2 separate regions of the Homo sapiens genome follow, and region 2 is linked to region 1. The links are chromatin loops, found by intact Hi-C in ENCODE. Cell type or tissue: endothelial cell of umbilical vein. All regions are shown on one strand. Links, peaks and the distances in the headings refer to the core of each region. The heading gives the core; the rest is flanking DNA. Region 1 overlaps CCDC146 (coiled-coil domain containing 146). Region 2 overlaps CCDC146 (coiled-coil domain containing 146).

Region 1 (5,388 bases), core at 61-5,060:
AATGCAAATCAAAACCACAATGAGACACCATCTCACACCAGTCAGAATGGCTACTGTTAGTTGGGGGAGGGAGAGCATTAGGAAAAATAGCTAATGCATGCTGGGCTTAATACCTAGGTGATGGGCTGATTGACAGGTGCAGCAAACCACCATGGCACACATTTACCTATGTAATAAACCTGCACATCCTGCATATGTACCCCAGAACTAAAGATAACAATTTTTAAAAAGTCAAAAAATAACAGATGTTGCTGAGGTTGTGGAGAAAAAGGAATGCTTATACACTGTTGGTGGGAGTGTAAGTATTTCAGCCATTGTAGAAGACAGTGGTGATTCCTCAAAGATCTAAAGACAGAAATACCATTTGATCCAGCAATCCCATTAATGGGTATATACCCAAAGGAATATAAATTATTCTATTATAAAGACACATCCATGTGTATGTTCATTGCAGCACTATTCACAATAGCAAAGACATGGAATCAACCTAAATGTCCATCAGTGATAGACTGGATGAAGAAAATGGGGTACACATACACCATGGAACACTATGCAGCCATAAAAAAGAATGAGATCATGTCCTTTGCAGGGTCATGGATGGAGCTGGAGGCCATTATCCTTAGCAAACTAACACAGGGGCAGAGAACCAAATACCACATGTTCTCACTTATAAGTGGGAGCTAAATGATGAAAACACATGGACACATAGAGGGAAACAACACACACTGGGGCCTGTCAGAGGGTGGAAGGGAGGAGAAGGGAGAGGATCAGGAAAAACTACTAATAGGTACTAGGCTTAATACCTGGGTGATGAAATAATCTGTACAACAAACCTCCATGATACAAGTTTACCTACGTAACAAACCTGCACTTGTATCACTAAACTTAAAGGTTAAAAAATATATAATGGTCTAGAAATAATGCCACATTAACAACAATGAGCACTCCTAATACATTTTGGTCTTTAATCTTATTTCCCACTAAAAGGAAGCAGCAAGTGTTAGAAATGGTTGATTTCAGGTCTGGTACAGGGAAGACACAAAGTGAAGCTGAGACATCTTGTTAAGCCAGAAAGCAAGAACTGTCCGTAGAAGATGATCTTATTTTACATATGAGTATGTGAATATATAGAGATCCAGAAGGATAAGAACTAAGATGTTAAAATGATGTGCTCTGGGTAGTAAGAATGTGCTGCTTTTATGTTTTTATTTTTGCTTGCCTGTGTTTTCTAATTTTTCCAATATGTATTACTTTTAATAACAAAAGGCTATTAAAAATGTGCTTGCAGACTATCACTGTAAACAAGAGGGAATTAGAGCAGAATTTAGAGAGAATTAGAATTTAGAGAGTACTGTGATCAGGTCCTAGTGGCAGATATAGGCAGATTCTAGCTCTGACTTACTGAATGCTCAACTGTATTTCCCCTAAGTTGAGTCCCATCTTTAACAGCAATGGTGGCCAGGCGCCGTGGCTCACGCCTGTAATGCCAGCACTTTGGGAGGCTGAGGCAGGCGGATCACGAGGTCAGGAGATCGAGACCATGCTGGCTAACACGGTGAAACCCCGTCTCTATTAAAAATACAAAAAATTAGCCGGGCGTGGTGGCAGGCACCTGTAGTCCCAGCTACTCGGGAGGCTGAGGCAGGAGAATGGCATGAACCCAGGAAGTGGAGCTTGCAGTGAGCCGAGATTGCACCACTGCACTCCAGCCTAGGCGACAGAGCAAGACTCCGTCTCAGAAAACAAACAAAAAAACAGCAATGGTTTGAAGCCTAATTGTAGGTGGGCCAAGGATACATGTTGGCTAGTTTTATGGCCACAGAAAAGCAGGAAAACTACAGAGGTTTCCTTTCCTGTTTTCTGTCTCTATCATTCTGCTGGCCTTTGGTGCCTTACAAACCTGCAAAGAAAGCTGACAGGGTAAAACACCTGAATATGTTCTTGCAGTTTCTACATAAATTGGAAAAGGTAAAGTCATAGATGTTCAGAATGTTAGTTGATAAACTTTGTTATTTCAGTCTCCTCTAAAAAAACAAATCTCTCTTAAAAAAACTAAACTGTGGAGAATAGATTTTAGCTGCCTTAAACATAAAAAATCATAATCTAGACGTCAACATTCATCAAAAAGTGACTTTTCTGTGAAATTATAAACTGTCTCTTTAAGCAGGTCGATCCCTGGTTAGAAACTTCACACTAAGTTCTAGCAGATAAAAATGCTTCACTCATAAACAATATCATACATGGAAAATGGTTGCATTTTCACATTGCATGATACAAGTGGGTGCAGAACTCAAGTTTGTCATGTTTCAAAAATGCAGAATCTAAGAAATATAGCACAAAGTTCAATCTTAAATTGTCAAAGAGCATACACAATGAAAGGTTAGATATAATGTCATAAGTTCATAAATATGATTTCACAATAGATTCTGTGTTATTGAATTGCCCTGCTGGCAATTATGTGACTGGAAGGAAACATTTACTCTAGAGATAAAGTTTAAAAAGAGTTCATGATTCATGGATGACATGTAACAATATGGAAAAAATTTCAAAAATGGAAATTCTAGGACATTTCAAGGAAGTAATAGCTCAGTAAGAGCTTTCACCAAGTGAGTTTATCTGGAAGGGGGTCAGCATGAGGAAAGAATTAGGTGTTTGCGTGGGTGTGTGCAGGGAACCTGGATTTGTCCAAGGTGGTCACAGCTATTTGCCTACCCTGTTCTTGTGACTTCTTTGACATTACCTAGTGGGTTGGCTTCATTCTGGGGAATGGCTGGCATGCTTTGGAAGGTAATATAAATGTGAAAGCATAAGTGGTTACCACTCTCATCTCCCTTTCGCCTGCTCCCCTCTCACTGCTGGAAATAAACAATACGGCCATTTCAAGTAGTTTCCAAATGCATTGAGCTCTCAAAACTGCTTCCTTTGACTTTTCCCATAGGTTATCTCAAGCTTTAGCTTTCTCACACACCTAACTCATTCACAGAAAATATTAGGCCACATATTCCTTTCCTCCTCCACCTGTGCTTTCAAATATATGCTCTCCTACCTTTTCCTAGGCATTGAGTCATCAGTAATAGCTTCTCTCCTTTTAATCTCTACTCCTTCCTTTTTTTTTTTGAGATGAAGTTTCGCTCTTGTTGCCTAGGCTGGAGTGCAATGGCGCAATCTCAGCTCACTGCAACCTCCGCCTCCAGGGTTCAAGCGATTCTCCTGCCTCAGCCTCCTGAGTAGCTGGGATTACAGGTGCCCGCCACCATGCCAAGCTAATTTTTGTATATTTAGTAGAGACGGGGTTTCACCATGCTGACCAGGCTGGTCTTGAACTTCTGACATCAGGTGATCCACCCACCTCGGCCTCCCAAAGTGTTGGGATTACAGGTGTGAGCCACCACGCACGGCCCTACTTCTTCTTTTTTACTGGCTAGCATAGTCTAGTAGTCAAGTATATCACAAGTCAAGTGGATTTTGTTTTGAATTATAGCTCTGCTAGTTTTTGTTTTTTTTTTTAAGGCAAAGTCTTGCTCTGTTGCCCAGGCTGGGGTACAGTGGTGTAATCATAACTCACTGCAGCCTCGAACTCCTGTGGCTCAAGCGATACTCCTGCCTCAGCCTCCCAAGTAGTTAGGACTACAGGTGTGCATCACCATGCCCCGCTAGGTTTTCTTAAAATGTTTTGTAGAGATGGAATCTCACTACGTTGCCCAGGCTGGTCTCGAACTTCTGGTCTCAGGCAATCCTTCTGCTTTGGTCTCCCCAAAAGTGATGGGATTACAGGTGTGAGCCACCATGCCTGGCCAGCTTTGCTATTTTTTAAAACTATGTAACTTGAAGTGATATTTAACTAGTCCTTGCCTCAGTCTCTTCAGTTGTAAGAGAGAAAAAATGAATCAATGTACATATGTAGTATAATATCTTAGTGTACAAATAAAGTCTTAATCAGTGTTAGCTATTTTATTATAATCATTATCATTATCTTCAACCTATAAATTTGCTCATCTCTCTCATTTCAAAAACAAACAAGACAAAATCCATCTTGGGCATAGTGCTCCCATTTAATTACCTTCTTTCTCTCCTTGACTTTTCATTTCAATTCTTCTCAAAAGAGTAGTCTCTGCTCTGTCCCTTCATTCCCTCCCCTTTCATCACTCAGCAACCTGTAGTAACCAGACTGCCAGTACACTATAAATTAGTAAACTGACTGAGGACTTCCTTACTTGTCTTCCTTGAGTCTGTCCTGCATGCTGCCAGCAGAATGCTCCATCGAAACACAATTCTCACCTTGCTTTAGACCCTTCAAAGGACCTCATCACCTTCAGAATTAAGTCTAGGCTCCTCAACATGGTGTACAAGGGTCTTCATTATCTGGTAGCTGCCGCCTTCTCCAAACCTGTCTCCTCCCTCTATCTCCCATGATGCTTTTGGTTCTGTAATAGCAACTACAATTCCTGTGGTAGGTAGAATAATCTCCCGCATCCCCCAGGATGTGCATGTCCTAATCCCTGGAACCTGTGGATGGCTTTCTTCACATGACAAAAGAGACTTTGCAAATGTGATTAAGAATGGCCCCTTGAGATGGGGAGATTATTGTGGATTAACCAGGTGAGCCCAATCCAATCATGTGAGTACTTCAAAGCAGAGAATTGTTCCTGGCTAGATTTGAGACATGAAATGAAAGGAGAAGGAGGAAAGATCTGAAATATGAGAAGGACTTGACCTACTGTTGCTGACTATGGAGGAAGGCGGTCATGAGTCAAGGAACGTAGGTGGCTTCCAGAAGCTGGAAAAGGCAAGCAACTAAATGCTCCCCTGGAGCCTCCAGAAAGGAATGTAGCCATGATTACACCTTGATTTTAGCCAACTGAGGCTCAGGTTGGACTTCTGACCTACAGAATTATTAGATGATAAATTTGTGTTTAAGCCACTAAGTTTGTGGTAATTTGTTATGGCAGCAACAGAAAACTAATACAGTTCCTAAACCATACCATGTTTTTACATGTTATTTCTACCTATCTGCAATTTCTTTTCTCTCTTCTTATCTACTTGGAACACTCCTATTACTCCTATTCTTCCTTTAAAGCATCTCAGTGGCCACCACCTGTGGCTCCTTCAAGTGACACCTCCAGGTAGAATCAATTAGTTCTCCCTACTGCTGCTGTATTTTCAGATGCCTCTATTATTTCACACGTTGTACACTGTGGTCAACATGTTTAAACATTTACCCCCCCATTAGACTGTGCATTCCTTGATGACAGGAACCCTGCTCTATTCATCTTTGAGTCCTCACACATAATTTGACATCCTATAAGTGTTTAATAATTTCCATTAACTGTTGTTGATCTAAGCTTATCTTAAAACCAATGATGCAGTTAAAAGAATTCATGTTTATTC
Region 2 (5,388 bases), core at 333-5,332, 49 kb after region 1:
ATGCTAAGTGAAATAAGCCATTCATAAAAAGAGAAATACTGTATGATTCTCCTTACAGGAGGTATATCTAAAGTAGACACATTCATGGAAACAAAGTAGGAGAAAAGGGGAATTGGGGAGTTGTTTAATGGGTGTAGAATTTCAGTTTTGTATATGAAAAAGTTCTAGAGATTAGTTGAACAATAATGTGAATATACTTAACACAAATGGTACACTTAAAAACAGTTAAAATAGTATAATTTTATCACAAAGGTTTTTTTTGAACGAGCAAATCCACTGACCCAGCAATCCCACTATTAGGAATTTGACCTTTTAAGATGACTACTCCAGTATTAAATGATGCATGTATAAAGTTAGTCACTCTATCATTATCTGCAAGAGCAGATGATTGGAAATGACCTAAATGTCTCATAATAAGGAACTAGTTTTAAAAAGCATGTTCCATTCATGCCTTGAAATACTATACAATGAAAAAATAAAAATTGTATAAATATGTGAAAAAAACAGTGTGTATATTATACTAAGACTTACTTCTTTGTGCATAGATGTTCTACAAGGCTATATAAAAGATTGTTAATTATGGTTGTCTCTTGGGAGGGGGAGTTTAGATTGTATAATGGGGTAGAAGGCTGACTTTTCATTGTTTACTATTCTGCACCTTCTGGATTTTGTACTATGTATATATTTTATATATTAAAATAGCTTTATATAAATAAAACTAGCCCCATGGCTGAATAAATTTTATTACAATTTTATTATGATTCCCTGATACTCTGTTCCTTAACTTCCCAGTCTGGCTTGCATCTCACTGCTTGACCATTGAGAACCTAATCTTGCTTGCCTAATGAAAACTTTAGTAATTGTCTTGTCTTAGCTAACTTTTCTGGGTTGACTCCTGCTAACTCATTTAACTGATTTACCTGTAAGTCTGGTTACTAGATGGACAAATTCCCAATCCTGCTCCCTTCTGTTTATTTGCCAAGGAATCTACCCAACAGACAACAGTACCCTCTCTCTACCTATATATTAATACATTTTTTGTTGAAAAAGGTATTTTATTTTAATCCTTAAGCTTCCATGTTTAGTCCCCAATGTATTAAAATAGTGATTGCATTACTAAAGACACTGTTTTACAAGATGCACATTCACCTAAGAGCCACGAGCTTTCCAAAGCCAACCTTCTCTCAAAGGAGAAAATACTATTCTTTCTCCTAGTACTTATTTTGAAGAGCAACATCCGTTCAGCGACTATTTAGAAAGCCAGTATCAAAGTTTAGATCATTATTTTTAATATTTAATCAAGTTGCTACAACAGTAGTAAACAATCAATGAAAAATAAAGAGGTGATTAAAACTGTATTAACTACGTAATTAAACACACATGCACATACACATACAAACTAGGATCTCATTATGTCAGTAAAGAACTAGAAAAGGATAAAGGAGAAGAGAGGCAAATAAACCACACAAACAGAGGGACAGATGGGCCACTGAGGGTAGGGCCACTGCTGCGTTTTCCTCCCATTCCTAGCCTTGGGTTTGGCATATTGTAGATGCTCAGGAAAGAGTTTTCAGAATGAACAAAGGAAGATAATCTCACAGATTGTATGTGAGGAGGTAAAGGACCAATTTTTCTTTATCTTTCTTCTTCTCTGTCCCCTTTTCAACATCCTTCTGACTCCCTCTTACCACTAAGCATAGCTTGTTCAAATAGAGTTGTTCTGACAATACCCCAGATTCCTGGCCAAAATCAATCTCCATGTTTGTCATTTTAAAGGTGCCAAGAGGAGGACATCCTAACACAGTGCCTTCTTTCCTCTTACCCTGACCTCTTCTGCAGTGTACAATTTAACTGAATTGAGGGGTATTAATCTACTTTGCAAAGTGGAATTTGGCCTGTATTCTTATAATCTTAGTGTCAATATTCAATCTTTGTAAATGGATTTAGGTATGTTGATATCTCAAATATTTAAGTGCATTACAAGGTCTTCTTCCATACTGGAAAAGTTTTTAAATTTCCACCCCACTGTCAGAGTAAAAACAATAATAACAAAAATATGGGAACAATAGAACCTATCTGTACTGTTCAATAAACTATCCGTCTCTTTAAAGATTCTTGACAGCCAAGGAAAATCTTGAAAAATTATTCTTGCAAGGGTGCCTGGATGTCTGAAGGAAAAGCGAAAACATGCCAATAATAGCAAGATTTGCAGGAAGGTTTATAAAAGAAACTTAGTCATTTTTTAAAGCACAGCCTATAAGTACAGCTGTTAGTGAGGGGTGATAACTAAGGAGAGGATGGGGAAACATACTAGAAATATTTAAACAGAGTGTACATATTTATCTTTGTTTTAATACACAGTCTACTTTAAAAGTCAAATTGTAAAACCTAAAATAGCAGTGTTTAAATGTGTGAATGTCAAGTGAACAATGTCAAGTGAAATGCGCGCTGAAGCAGGAAACGGAAGATTGGGTTCCAAATTCCACCCCGATGTGTAACCCAGGGCGAGTCTCAATCTTCCAGAATCTTTAAGATGGAAATAGCAATATCTCAAAACTCCTATTACAGAATCGTTCTGAAAAGTAAGTTTACATACTTGAAACTACTTCGTAAGCTCCTTGAGGGTGGGGTTCTTATCTTTTCCCCTTTATAACCAGTTACTTAAGGTATAAAAAAATAGAAAATATTTAATTCCTCGAAAAAAATTGAAATGTCATTAGGGATTATCTCAAGAAGCTCATTAGTAACTCTATAGAAGGTCCAACCTACAAAATAAATGAAGCTTTAGTAGCGTCAGCAAATCACCGATACTTTCAGTAATTAAAACTTTAATTTTAGGCCAGGTGCAGGGGTTTACACCTGTAATCCCAGCATTTTGAGAGGCCGAGGTGGGTAGATCACTTGAGCCCAGGAGTTTGAGACCAGCCTGGACAACATGGTGAAACTCTATCTCTACATAAAATACAAAAATCAGCCAGGCCTGGTGTTATGTGTCGGTGGTCCCAGCTACTCCAGGGGCTGAGGTGGGAGGATTGCTTGAGCCCAGAAGGTAGAAGTTGCAGTGAGCTGAGATTGTGTCACTGCACTTCAGTCTGGGCAACAGAGACAGACCTTATATCAAAAAAATTTATTTAAAAAACCAACATTTATTTATCTGGTACCAGCCTTAAGAGAACAAAATATATAGAAAATAAAGCATCTTTTGAATATGTGAATATCCTCATAAAAAAAGATAACTTTACAAGTATGAAATTAGGTAAATAATGGCAGCATCTTTCTTTAAATCCACAGTGGTAGACTGTGTTGTTAAATATACATAGGTATCAAGTTGCAATTCTTTCAGAAAGCATTCTGAATACTATATCAACAACCTACCGTGTCTACTACACCTCTAGCCAGAGACTTCCCCCATAGGCTCAGATCCACATACCGGACATTCCCTTCAGACCTGTTGCTTCTTCTGAACTCTCATGTATGGTGCCATAATTTGGCTGATTTCCTAAATCAGAATGCCAAGCATCAATTTAGAATCTTTTCCTCACCCACTCCATCCACTCAGACACTAAGTCTATAGAATTTTATACTTCCTTAACATCTCTCCTAAATGTATTCACTCCTTTTTTCCTCATTGCCAATGCCACTGTGCAGTCTCTCTTCACATCTTCATCACTGAAATGGCATTCTAACTGGTGAGATGGTAGGAATGGAAAACACAAATTCAAGAGATATTAACAAGAGAGAACCAACTGACAGAACCCAGGAGCAGAGTTGGGTTCCGGAGAAGGATAATGGATTTAGTTGTGAGTATGTTTAGTTTGAGGTACTTTGGGGTCATCTACATGAAGATATTCCAAGTATGTGCATACATGGGTATGGACGAAGAAACCAGATTCATAGTGGACCCTGTGTATATGGATGCAATATACCCTTTCATGTCTTACTGCCTTAAAAGCCTTTCTAGACCATCTCATCCCACAGCAGTCAAGCCTCCCTTTCCCTTCTGATAACACTGCTTGTATCCTCATATGCCTTTTGTTGACATTTAATATTTCAATCTTCTTGTTCACAAATAATGCTTCTAAAGAATAGGAACCTTTTTATGCTTTATGTCCATAAATTCTCATGGTATCTAGCATAATCCAGCACAGGAGGTGCTCAAAACCAAGGAGGAGTTGAAGGCATGAATTTCAGTAGCTTTAGCAATAATAATTATAAACATCTAGCACAGTGCCTGGCACATAGTAAATGCTGTATCTTTTATCTTTTAAATAGATTAAGACTTAATGTCCAAAATTATTGTTCACAAGGTTCTTGACATCTTAATACTCATCAAATCTGACATGCAACTGAAACTTGGACACAAATGCTGCTATTACATATTTTGTAAGAAGTACAACCACTCATAGTTTTATATATAACTTGTTTTCGTGAAAAGGTCATATATTAACAAACTTAATCCATCTTCATCATTGCCCATGATGATTGGTACACATCCACACTCTACTTTTAGTTTCATATTCTATTTTGATTCGTAGTTTTACTTCCTCGGTGTTTCCCTACAATGTTTGTTCTCCCTTTTATGCCTCCCAAATGCAATGCTCCTATGCCTCCTTTTTTCCACCCCTTGGCTAAGTCAGGTCAAAGACTTACTTAACAATGATTGGAACAATAATTATTTTCAGGAAATAAAGAGAAGGGAGGAGATGCCTGGCTCTTGGTAAAAAGCAAAGAGCCAATTATTTCGCTTAGGCGAAATAATTTAATGTTTTGATTTTGGCTCACAGCATTAAGACAAAAATGATTTTACAGCCTCCAAGTCTTGGAAAAGTTCAGCATCTGACACACTGGCCCTTGACAAGTGAGGCCACATTTATAAATCAGTGCTGCTTTACATAAGCACATACAGATAGAAGTAGAAATCCTAACTAGGGAATACCGTGAAAGCTATCACTTGTATTAACCCTGGACATGTGACAGCATCTAACATAATACCCATTGGAGTGTATGCTGGTTCAACGTCTTTGGAAAACTGATTGAAGGTCTTTACTAAAGCTGAATATAAACCTAGACTATGACAGATTAACCCCACTCCTGTGTATATACCCAAGATAAGTTCATTCTTAAGTACAAGGCATGCATAATGATCACAGAACTTTATTCATTATCTTCAAAACAGGAAATAATCCATTTTTATAAACAAAATAGAATGGATCAACAAATTATGGTATATTTACACAGTAGTGAGGTAGGAGGCAGAACTCGACTTCGGAGGTGGGGCTTGGACATCACACCAAATTGAGGACTAGCTAAAAGAGGTCTGAGGCAGAAGCACCTCCCCCATTAGACACCAGTGTGCCATGTTAGTTTACTGTTGCCATGGTAACATCA

The links. Peaks named below come from ENCODE experiments on the same cell type or tissue, not always from the same donor. Only the 100,000 strongest peaks of a DNase experiment are listed, where the experiment ranks them.
Region 2: a loop joins it to region 1, with 9 times the contacts of the local background. A loop is called at or near these places in 1 of 110 quality-filtered maps.

Annotation. Positions count from the first base shown.
Region 1 is chr7:77,223,673-77,229,060 of GRCh38, reverse strand. All of the region lies in intron 2 of CCDC146 (coiled-coil domain containing 146), which reads right to left. All of the region lies in intron 1 of CCDC146-AS1 (CCDC146 antisense RNA 1), which reads left to right. Among named protein-coding and RNA genes, the nearest start is that of CCDC146-AS1, 22 kb to the left of the region's middle. In endothelial cell of umbilical vein, for the core only: no CTCF peak of the experiment used is centred there; a DNase peak (open chromatin) is centred at 2,470.
Region 2 is chr7:77,174,585-77,179,972 of GRCh38, reverse strand. All of the region lies in intron 2 of CCDC146 (coiled-coil domain containing 146), which reads right to left. Among named protein-coding and RNA genes, the nearest start is that of FGL2, 23 kb to the left of the region's middle. In endothelial cell of umbilical vein, for the core only: no CTCF peak of the experiment used is centred there; no DNase peak of the experiment used is centred there; H3K27ac peaks cover 566 bases.